2 separate regions of the Homo sapiens genome follow, and region 1 is linked to region 2. Evidence: chromatin contacts called from ENCODE Hi-C or POLR2A ChIA-PET data. All regions are on one chromosome and are shown on one strand. The core of a region is the stretch at or near the end of the contact, and the rest is flanking DNA. Distances in the headings are between cores, read along the strand shown. Region 1 overlaps RANBP10 (RAN binding protein 10). Region 2 overlaps GFOD2 (Gfo/Idh/MocA-like oxidoreductase domain containing 2).

The links. A loop is a pair of places that touch in the nucleus more often than their neighbours do. ChIA-PET counts read pairs that join two places held with the same protein, here RNA polymerase II (POLR2A). Pooled maps may share reads with other maps.
Region 1: a pooled map shows a loop between it and region 2 (3-fold over the local background). The contact joins two enhancer-like sites. A Hi-C loop is called at or near these places in 7 of 50 pooled maps. POLR2A ChIA-PET finds 5 or more read pairs at or near these places in 6 of 52 experiments (A549, H1, OCI-LY7 and 3 more).

The regions. Positions count from the first base shown.
Region 1 is chr16:67,769,022-67,774,246 of GRCh38, forward strand. RANBP10 (RAN binding protein 10) reads right to left here. Exons shown (of 14, transcript NM_020850.3): 3 at 3,013-3,065. Among named protein-coding and RNA genes, the nearest start is that of RANBP10, 35 kb to the right of the region's middle. Within about 2 kb of position 1,535, at least 2 of the 41 ENCODE cell types and tissues checked have a DNase peak (open chromatin) inside an H3K27ac peak, as active enhancers do.
Region 2 is chr16:67,694,928-67,700,285 of GRCh38, forward strand. All of the region lies in intron 1 of GFOD2 (Gfo/Idh/MocA-like oxidoreductase domain containing 2), which reads right to left. Among named protein-coding and RNA genes, the nearest start is that of GFOD2, 22 kb to the right of the region's middle. Within about 2 kb of position 2,629, at least 3 of the 41 ENCODE cell types and tissues checked have a DNase peak (open chromatin) inside an H3K27ac peak, as active enhancers do.

The sequences.
Region 1 (5,225 bases), core at 285-2,784, 73 kb after region 2:
TATACAAGTAAATACAGATATGTTTGTTTTCTCTTTTTTTTGCACATTTGGTAGCACATCATATATTTCCATGCTTTATATTTTTAATTTCCCAATATATCCTACAGATGATTCCAAATTGGTACCTAAAGAGTCCCCGGCCAGGAGCAGTGGCTCATGCCTGTAATCTCAGCACTTTGGGAGGCCGAGATGGGTGGACTGCTTGAGCTCAGGAGTTCTAGACGAGTCTGGGCAACCTGGTGAAACCCTGTCTTTATTAAAAATACAAAAAAACTAGCTGGGCGTGGTGGCATGTACTTATAGTCCCAGCTACTTAGGAGGCTGAGATGGGAGGATCGCTTGAGCCCAGCAGGTTAAGACTGCAGTGAGCAGTGTTTGTGCCACTGCACTCCACCCTGGGAAACGAAGCAAGACCCTGTCTCAAAAAAAAAAAAAAAAAAAGTGCTGGGCGCAGTGGCTCACGCCTGTAATCCCAGCACTTTGGGAGGCCAAGTCAGGCGGACCACGAGGTTAAGAGATCGAAACCAGCCTGGCTAACATGGTGAAACCCCGTTTCTATTAAAAATACAAAAAAATGAGCCGGGCGTGGTGGCAGGCACCTGTAATCCCAGCTACTCCGGAGGCTGAGGCAGGAGAACGGCACCAACCCAGGAGGCAGAGCTTGCAGTGAGCCGAGATCTCGCCACTGCACTCCAGCCTGGGCGAAAGAGCAAGACTCCGTCTCAAAAAAAAAAAAAAAAAAAAAAAAAAAAAAAGAGTCCTTACCAGGCAGGCTGGCTCATGCCAGTAATCCTAATACTTTGGGAGACTGAGGCAGAAGGACTGCTTGAACGCAGCAGCTTGAGACCAGCTGGGGCAATGCGGTGAGACCCCGCCTCTACAAAAAATGAAAAATTAGCTGGGTATGGTAGCTTGTATCTGTAGTGCCAGCTAAAGGGGAGAATGAGGTGGGAGAATCACTTGAGCATGGAAGGTCAAGACTGCAGTGAGCCATGATCATGCCACTGCACTCCAGCCTGGGCAGCAGAATGAGACCTTGTCTCCAAAAACAAAACAAAAAAAAGCTCATAAAAGTCTCTTTTCTCCACTACCAACTCAGTGCAAAAGTTGAAAGAGCACACCTAGAACAAACAAACAAAATTAAGAATCAGTTTGCACTTGACAGGAAATTATTTTTCCTGTACATTAAGAGGTAGAGCTACAGATACTACAGCTACAACTACTTAGCCAAGGCCAGATGCTCATATAACAAAGAACACAGCCACACAGTATGCAAAGAAAACTGCCACACACGTTCTGATTAACAATGAAAAACCAGTTTTCACTCAGATCAATCAAAGGGGGAAAAAAGTAAGATTCCTGACAATTAGTTGAATCCTAAGCATCCTAGATTGAAAGTATTAGAAATCAGTCTACTAGAAAAAAATCAGTGATTCACATTAAACATTGATTAGAAAAGACGTAAGGTCTGAGTGTAACTCCCTGTTTGGGGAAAGCCAGCTGCCTTCTCTGTGTCATAGGCACAAAGAGCAGGAGGCCAAGAAAAAAACACAAGGACTTTTCCTGACCCCATGACGTGTCAGGGAAGCCTGGATCATGTCACTTCTGCTGATTCAAGGGACCAATGGACTTAAGACCATTTTCTGGAACCCATCAGTTCACGGCAGAAGCTCTGTCTCCCCAGTTGCAGCCAGTCCAGGTCTAGGTATGAGCTGCTGGGCAGAAAATAGCTGAAATTAGCCAGGTGTGGTAGCACATGCCTATAAATTAGCCAGGTGTGGTAGCACATGCCTATAATCCCAGCCACTTGAGGGGCTGAGGTGGGAGGAGAACTTGAGCCCAGAAGGTTGAGCCAACCAGAAGGTTGAGAAGGTGGTGCCAAGATCGCGCCACTACACTCCAGCCTGGGTGAAAAGCGAGACCCTGTCTCAAAAGAAAAATAATAGATGATAAAAATAAGGCTGGGTGCAGTGGCTCACGCCTGTTATCCCAACACTTAGGGAGGCCAAGGCAGGCTGATGGCTTGAGCCCAGGAGTTCAAGACCAGCCTGGGCAATGGCAGAACTCTGTCTCTACAGAAATTACAAAAAATTAGCTGGACATGGTGATGAGCTCCTGTGGTCCCAGCTACTAGGAAGGCTGAGGATCACCTGAGTCTGGGAGGTCGAGGCTGCAGTAAACTGTGACTGAGCCACTGCACTCCAGCCTGGGTTACAGAGTGAGACCCTGTCTCAAATATATATATAAATAAAAAATAAAGAAAAGAAATTGCTTCAATCACATTCCACGTGGGAGGTCACTTAAAAACTTTGATCTTTTTTATTTATTTTATTTTTTTTTTTGAGACGGAATCTCACCCTGTTGCTCAGGCTGGAGTGCAGTGGCGCAATCTCAGCTCACTGCAACCTCCACCTCCCGGGTTCAAGCGATTCTCCTGCCTCTGCCTCCCAAGTAGCTGAGACTACAGGTGTGTGCCACCACACCCGACTAATTTTTTATTTTTAGTAGAGACAGGGTTTCACCATGTTGGCCAGGCTGGTCTCGAACTCCTGACCTCAGGTGATCCATCCACCTCGGCCTCCCAAAGTGGGATTACAGGCGTGAGCCGCTGTGCCCGGCCAAAAACTTTGATCTTTAACACGATGAAGTAACAAAGGAGCCAAGGTTGGCAGCAGTCTTCCTCCCAGTACATGCCTGAGTCTGCTCAGCAAGGCCAATGGGAGCAAGGGCTACTGACGCGTATCCCTACCTGGAGCAAACTCAGGTCAGTTGACTTTGATGGCAAACAGTTCAAATTCCATTAATGACAATCACTTGTCAATTAATTTTTGGAATGGAAATGCACACCATCCTGGCCCAAGGGCTACCTTTCAGGATCCTCCAACCAGTAGCATGGCTTGAGGTAGGCAGCTAGCAAACAAAGTCCTCCCCAGCCTCTCTGCTACCACCATGACTCTCAACCCCAATTGGATCAGGAGAGCAGAACAAATGTTCTCTTAAACAGTGACTCACCAGGAAGTCTGTTCATGTTGACGCCTTGAGCCGAGAGTCCTATTCCCATGTAACTTCAAAAAAAAAAAAAAAAAAAACACAAAATTTTTGGTTAGCAAATGCTCATGCGTCTCCCTTCTCAAACATTTATTGGTAAAAGACAGAAAAATGAGAAAAGCAATGAATGTAGAGGCTCTTATAACATACTAATGGTTCTTGGAGAAACCTGACATTTTGATTTGCTAATGGAAAGCATCTTAGTGCCTCACCCAGCTAGAGAAAACAGAAAGTTGCGTGTGTTGTGTCACTATGAACCACCGGCTTCAATTTCAGAGGAAAGTGTCATGAATTCATGGCTTCCAGTCCTTTGGCATTCTGGCTGTAGCTAAGGCACAGAATCTATTCCTAAGATGTGCCTAAAGCATCTCAATCCTAGGTAGTGCTTTACAGAGCAATGCACGATTGTTCCACAGGGAGAACCCAGTCTGCACCAAAGACCAGGACATGGTAAAGCCAAGTTGGATCTACATAGGATCATCAATCAAGACTGCTCAAACGAGCTTGTTCTCTGGGTCTCAAAATTCATTACCTTCCCCGCATACATTCACATTGGCCTCCCAAACCACACAAAGCTGGGAGTAATGATGTGTGAGGCCCCCAGAGACCCCCTCACTCCTCCCACTCTTTGAAGAGTGGGGCTTATTCTCTTTGAACCCTGACTTAGTTGTGATCTCATTGGAGTATGCAACCTGGGCTCCTGTGGGGCTGCTCCCTGTGTCATTGACACCTGGAGGTAGAATGGCACCCAAATGTGGGTGTCAGCTTCCTCTGGCTGCTCTCCCCTTAGACAATCCACTCAGATTCTCAAGTTGAGGCAGAGGCTCCCAGGCCATCTACTAATAAATACCATCTTACCTTTGCACTTGGGACTTTTTAAGTTAATGCTGGAATGAGTTAAGACTCTGGGGGACTAGTGGGAAGGGATGATTGTATTCTGCAATGTGAGAAAGACATGAAATTTGGGGGGCCAGGGTAGAATGATATGGTTTCGATGTTTGTCCTCTCCAAATCTCATGTAGACATGTAATACCCAATGCTGGAGGTGGGGCCTGGTGGCAGGTGTTAAGATCATGGGGATAGATCCTTCATGAATGTCTTGGGGCAGTCCTCACAGTAATGAACGAGTTCTTGCTCTATGTTCCTGCGAGATCTGGTTGTTTAAAAGAGTATAGCACCTCCCCCCAACTTGTTCCCGTTGTTGCCATGTGACATGCTGGCTCCTAGTCAACATCCACTATGACTGTAAGCTTCTCCAGGCCTTTGCCGGCACCATGCTTCCTGTAAAGCCTGTAGAATTGTGAGCCAATTAAACCTCTTTTCTTTATAAACCTTCTTTTCTTTACCCTGTCTCAGGTATTTCTTTATAGTAATATAAAAAAGGCTAATACACTGCCCCTGCCAGTCCTTTATTGGCAGTAAATGCCCTTTTGCCTTTCTCTGGGTTGCTGCACCACTATATTTGGGGGAGCAGCCTCTACTACCAAAATAAAGGGTCAGGCAGGGAGGGAAGGCTCTGACCTACTCACCTGCCTCTGAAATCAGCTATCCCAATCATGCTGGGCAGGAACAAGGAAAGGAAACAACCCAGCATATGGCCCTGATAACGTGGCCCACATGGCTTAGGGAAAAAGGTAGAGAAGGGAAAGGAGCAAAGCAAAAGGAACAGCACTTCAAAGAGGGAGTTTCATAGTTCGAAGGGAACTTGTCTTCTGCTTTGTTTTAAGCAGCATTTGAGACAGAGTTGGATCCTTAAAGGTCAAAGACATGAACCAATATAGCCTGTAGCTGGACAGGACTGCTCAGTCATTCCCAGAAACACACAAACTGCCTGCCTCCTCCTGCCAGAGGGGCTAGCTTCAAGGACCATCAGGAGCAGAAGCTGTCTTAGCCTGCTGGCAGAATTCCCATTAGATTAAAACTTGCACATTTTTCCAGAAAAACTGCAGCCCAAATAATCAGCTTCCTGACTTTACATGGCAGAGGCTGCCAAAAGTCAGTCTCCATTCCTTCAGTACCTCAGCTGACCAAGCAGCAAACGACCCCAGCTGCCCTGCAGTCAGCAGTCCAACAGGCACAAGTGCAACAGTCAGGGCTTTCCCTGATTTAGACAACAGCCACTCACCATGCCCTGTTCAGAGGGGCCTGGGGCTATGCCCAACACCACATGTCATCCC
Region 2 (5,358 bases), core at 1,379-3,878:
TAAACTGTCTGTGGCCACTCAGTCACCTTGCTTTCCTTTTCTACTTTCTCCATCTCTCTCTTTTTTTTTTTTTTTTTTTTTTTGAGACGGAGTCTCACTCTGTCGCCTAGGCTGGAGCGTAATGGTGCAATCTCGGCTCACTGCAACCTTTGCCGCTCCGGTTCAAGCGATTCTCCTTGCCTCAGCTACTACCTCAGTAGCTGGGGTTACAGGCACACGCCACCATACCCAGCTAATCTTTGTATTTTTAGTAGAGACAAGGTTTTACCATGTTGGCCAGGCTGGTCTCGAACTCCTGACCTCAGGTGATCCACCCGCCTTGACCTCCCAAAGTGCTGGGATTACAGGCATGAGCCACTGAGCCCAGCCACCATCTCTCTCTTTTCTCTTTGCTAATTCTGCCCCTACAGGCTTCTCTACTAGTTTTCTTAGAAAACAGGTCAAGCACACAGTTATCTTCTACAATTTTCATGTCCTGGACTCCCTTCGGCTATTTGGTCACTGTCTGCTTTTACAGGTGTCTTGGTTATTTACAGGTTATGGCTGTTATAGGAGCTTGACAGTGTCAAGCATGCAGCATTAGGTAAGTAGTGAGATTCTACTTAAGTTTTTTTTTTTTTTTTTTGAGACGGAGTCTCATTTCTGTCACCCAGGCTGGAGTGCTGTGGCATGATCTTGGCCCACTGCAACCTCAGCCTCCTGGGTTCAAGCGGTTCTCCTGTCTCAGCCTCCCGAGTAGCTGGGATTACAGGCATGCGCCACCATACCTGGCTAATTTTTGTATTTTTAGTAGAGACAGGGTTTCACTATATTGGCCAGGCTGGTCTCGAACTCCTGACCTCAGGTGATCCTCCTGCCTCGGCCTCCCAAAGTGCTAAGATTACAGGCATAAGCCACTGTGCCCAGCCAAATTTTGTTGGTCATTAATTACTAATTGTTACAGGGCTAAGGGAGTGAGACACAGTCCATGTCTTCTCTAAATTCATGCCCAGGGCACACCTCCTCCACTCTCACACCGTGTTCCTTCTCACCCTAGTTGTATTTGGGTATATATAGGGAATGTATGTATCCACTACATAGGGAACCCTTTTTTTTTTTTTGAGATCGAGTTTCGCTCTTTTTGCCCAGGCTGGAGTGGTGCAATGGCACGATCTCGGCTCACTGCAACCTCCACCTCCCAGGTTCAAGCGATTCTCCTGCCTCAGCCTTCCAAGTAGCTGCGATTACAGGAGCCCGCCACCATGCCTGGCTAATTTTTTGTATTTTTAGTAGAGACGGGGTTTCACCATGTTGGACAGGATGGTCCCGATCTCTTGACCTCGTGATCTGCCCGCCTCAGCCTCCCAAAGTGTTAGGATTACAGGCGTGAGCCACCGCGCCCGGCCGGGAATCTTTTTTTTTTTTTTAAATGATCTATTACGTATCTATGACCAACTTAGATGTCTCCTCTTCAAAAGCTGTGTAGGAATATGAGGATGATAATTTTGAGCCAATATGAAGTGAAAAATATATATAAGTATCGGTAGCTTAAAACAACAGAATGGACTAGAATTTTTTTTCTTTTTTGAGACAGTCTCGCTCCGTCACCCAGGCTGGAGTGCAGTGGCGCGCTCTTGGCTCACTGCAAGCTCTGCCTCCTGGATTCACGCCATTCTCCTGCCTCAGCCTCCCGAGTAGCTGGGACTACAGGCACCCACCACCACACCCGGCTAATTTTTTGTATTTTCAGTAGAGACGGGGTTTCACCATGTTAGCCAGGATGGTCTGGATCTCCTGACCTCGTGATCCGCCTGCCTCAGCCTCCCAAAGTGCCGGGATTATAGGCGTGAGCCACTGCGCCCGGCCGAAAAATTTTTAATAACCTGTTTTACTGCCACTGACTCAAAGGGAAGCTTCATCAACTCCCATAAAGGGGTATTGGCTGGCCCCCGAGGAAGCCAGATGGCATGAAGGCAGGCAGGCTTGCTGACTAGGTATTTCCTGCCCAAGCAGGCAGAGCTGGTTTTCCTTGTTAATTTCAGTGGCTACCCTTTCTCACCCCTAAAATTTCCCCACTCTTTGTCTTTAACATCCTTGCACATATCCTTCAGATGCCTCCAAAGATCTCCACAAACCCAGTCCTGCCAAGACCACATACATTTCCCATCACCACATGCTGGTCAGGAATGAAGTGTGCCTTGGCAGGACAGGCTATATACAATTTGACAAGGCCTTGCCTGGGTTCAAATCCTGGCTCTGTCACTTTCCAGCTGGGTGACCTCAGGTAAGTCCTTTAGTCACTCTGTATCTCCATTTCCTCATCTGTAAAATGGGGAAATTTTATCTACCTCACAGGGGATTTAAGGATTGAGTTAATATTTGTAGAATACTTATAATTGGGCCTGGCCAATTAGATATGAGTCAGTACATAGGGAATCTTTTTCTGAAAAAAAGATATCTGTTAACTATCTGTGACTGACTTAGATGTCTCTTCTTCAAAAGTTGAGTAGAAATATGAGGGTCATAATTCTGAGCTAATATGAAGTGAGTATAATAGGGCAGCCAGTGTTTAGTCTGTCCCTTGTTCCATGCAACCCTGTTGTACAGATAAGAAAACATGCTCAAAGAGGTGAGGTAACTCTCCCAGGGTTCCACGCCTGGCTGTGTGCATGACCTGCTACAACCAGCATGAAACCTTGAGCAGGTTACTTCACTTCTCTGAGCCTCTATAAAAACAAGAAAGAAAAAGAGTCATTTTGTAACATGTGCATGTGTGGAGCAACTCTTCTTCCATCCTTCCTCATGAGTGTGAGCCAGGCAAGTTCCTTCCACTGTCTGCTCTGGGGGTGACTGTTTGCCTCTGATCCACTGTTCAAAACCAATACTAATCTGGTCAATGTCTCACCTTTTCTGAGGAGCTAACGAGGGAGCTGTGGGACATAAAAAGATGAAAAGTCCTAATTTCAGGGGTGACAAGTCAGCAAGGTGAGTAGGAGCCAGAACTGGTGGCGTAAAGTGTTAATCTCAAGAGTTTGGACTTTGACAGGTGGGTGTGCTCAGTATTCTTGGTCTGCTCCTCCTTCCCTACCTGATCCTCTCTGCCCTGCTTTTTGTCTCTGGAGTCAGAAGGTCAGTCTCTAAAGCCCTGGGCTCCAGGTCCTCTGGCTTCCATCTGAGTCCAGCCAAGGGAAAGAACCAGGAAGAGATCAGCGAGCAGGAGGAAAGGCCAAGGTGTTTATTTTTTGCCTTCTCTCCCTCCCAGGATATGGTTCTGGCAGAGCTGTGTTCCTTAACCAAGGTCACAGCTCCTTTAGAGGACCCCTCTCTCCCATGGCCATTGCTTTTGCTGGGTTCCAGTGACACATCCCCACTCCGTCATTGCACCTAGGGTGGGGACACTACCTTGCCAGTCCCTGGGTGCTCCACTATCCCTTGTATGTTTCCTTTACTACTCACACTATTGTGAATAATCCCTTCATTAAAGAGTTTTTAATTAACCCTTTGAGTACACTGACTGTTTCCTGTCTAGACCTTGACTAATGCAGGTAAGCAATAAGAACCATTGGATTTTTTTTCTTTTTCTTTTTCTTTGAGATGGAGTCTTGCTCTGTCACCCAGGCTGGAGTGCAGTGGCGTGATCTTGGCTCATTGCAACCTCTGCTTCCAGGTTCAAGCAAGTCTCCTGCCTCAGCTTCCCGAGCAGCTGGGATTACAGGTGTGCGCCACCATGCCCAGCTAATTTTTGCATTTTTAGTAGACACGGGGTTTCCCCATATTGGCCAGGCTGGTCTCGAACTCCTGACCTCTGGTGATCTGCCCACCTCGGCCTCCCGAAGTGTTGGGATTACAGGCGTGAGCCACTGTGCCCGGCCTGCATTTTTTTTCTTTAATTTGGCAGAAAGACGTAGGTAGGATAGAGTTTAGGAGACATTAGACACAGAGAACCAGTTAGGATATCAAGTAAGACATAAGGAGGGTCTAATGGAGGGAATGAAATGGAGCAGACAGTTATCACTAGGATTTGGGATTATCAGCAGGGTGGGAGAGCCAAAAAAATAAAATAAAATAAATAACTGAACTATAGACCAATACGTCTCATAAACTTAGGCACAAAAATCCTCAACAAAATATTAGCAAATTAAATCTAGCAATGTGGCTGGGCGTGGTGGCTCACACCTGTAATCCCAGCACTTTGGGAGGCCAAGGCGGGCGGATCATGAGGTTAGGAGATTGAGACCATCCTGGCTGACATGGTGAAACCCCGTCTCTACTAAAAATACAAAAAATTAGCCAGACGTGATGGTGGGTACCTGTAGTCCCAGCTACCCAGGAGGCTGAGGCAGCAGAATCGCTGGAACCAAAGAGGCAGAGGCTGCAGTGAGCTGAGATCGCACCACTGGCACTCCAGCCTGGGCAACAGAGCAAGACTTCATCTCTAAAAAACAAAACAAAACAAAAATAAATAAAAATTAAAAAAAAAATACACCATGACCAACAGGGGTTTAATCCCAGGAATGCAAGGCTGGCTCAACATTCTAAAATCAACTACTATTGGATAGGAGAATGTGGTGTTTTTTTGTTTGTTAGTTTGGTTTGAGACAGAGTCTCACTCTGTCACCCAGACTGGAATGCAGTGGCGCAATCTCGGCTTACTGCAACCTCCGCCTCCTGGGTTCAGGTGATTCTCGTGCCTCAGCCACCCGAGCAGCTGGGACCACAGATGTGTACCACCACGCCTGGCTAATTTTTGTACATTTTGTAGAGAAGGGGTTTTGCCATGTTGGCCAGGCTGGTCTCAAACTCCTGGCCTCAAGCGATCCACCAGCCTCAGCCTCCCAAAGTGCTGGGGTAACAGGAGCAAGCCACCGCGCCCAGCCTGGATAGCAAAATGTTTAACTGAAAAAGAAAAAAAAAAAAGGCCAGGTGCAGTGGCTCACCTGTAATCCCAGAATTTTGGGAGGCCAGGAGTTCAAGACCAGCCTGGTGAACATGGTGAAACCCTGTCTCTACAAAAAACAAACAAAAAAAGCCAGGTGCAGTGGCACACACCTGTGGCTACTCAGGAGGCTCAGGAGGGAGGAACACTTGAGCCTGGGAGGTGGAGGTTGCAGTGAGCCATTTTTGCACCACTACACTTCAGCCTGGGCAACAAGAGCATGACCCTGCCTCAAAAAAATAAAAACTAGGCCAGGCGCGGTGGCTCACGCCTATAATCCCAGCACTTTGGGAGGCCAAGGTGGGCAGATTGCCTGAGCTCAGGAGTTTGCGACCAGCCTGGGCAACAAGGTAAAACCCCATCTCTACTAAAATACAAAAAAATTAGCCGGTCATGACAGTATGTGCCTGTAGTCTCAGCTACTTAGGAGGCTGAGGCAGGAG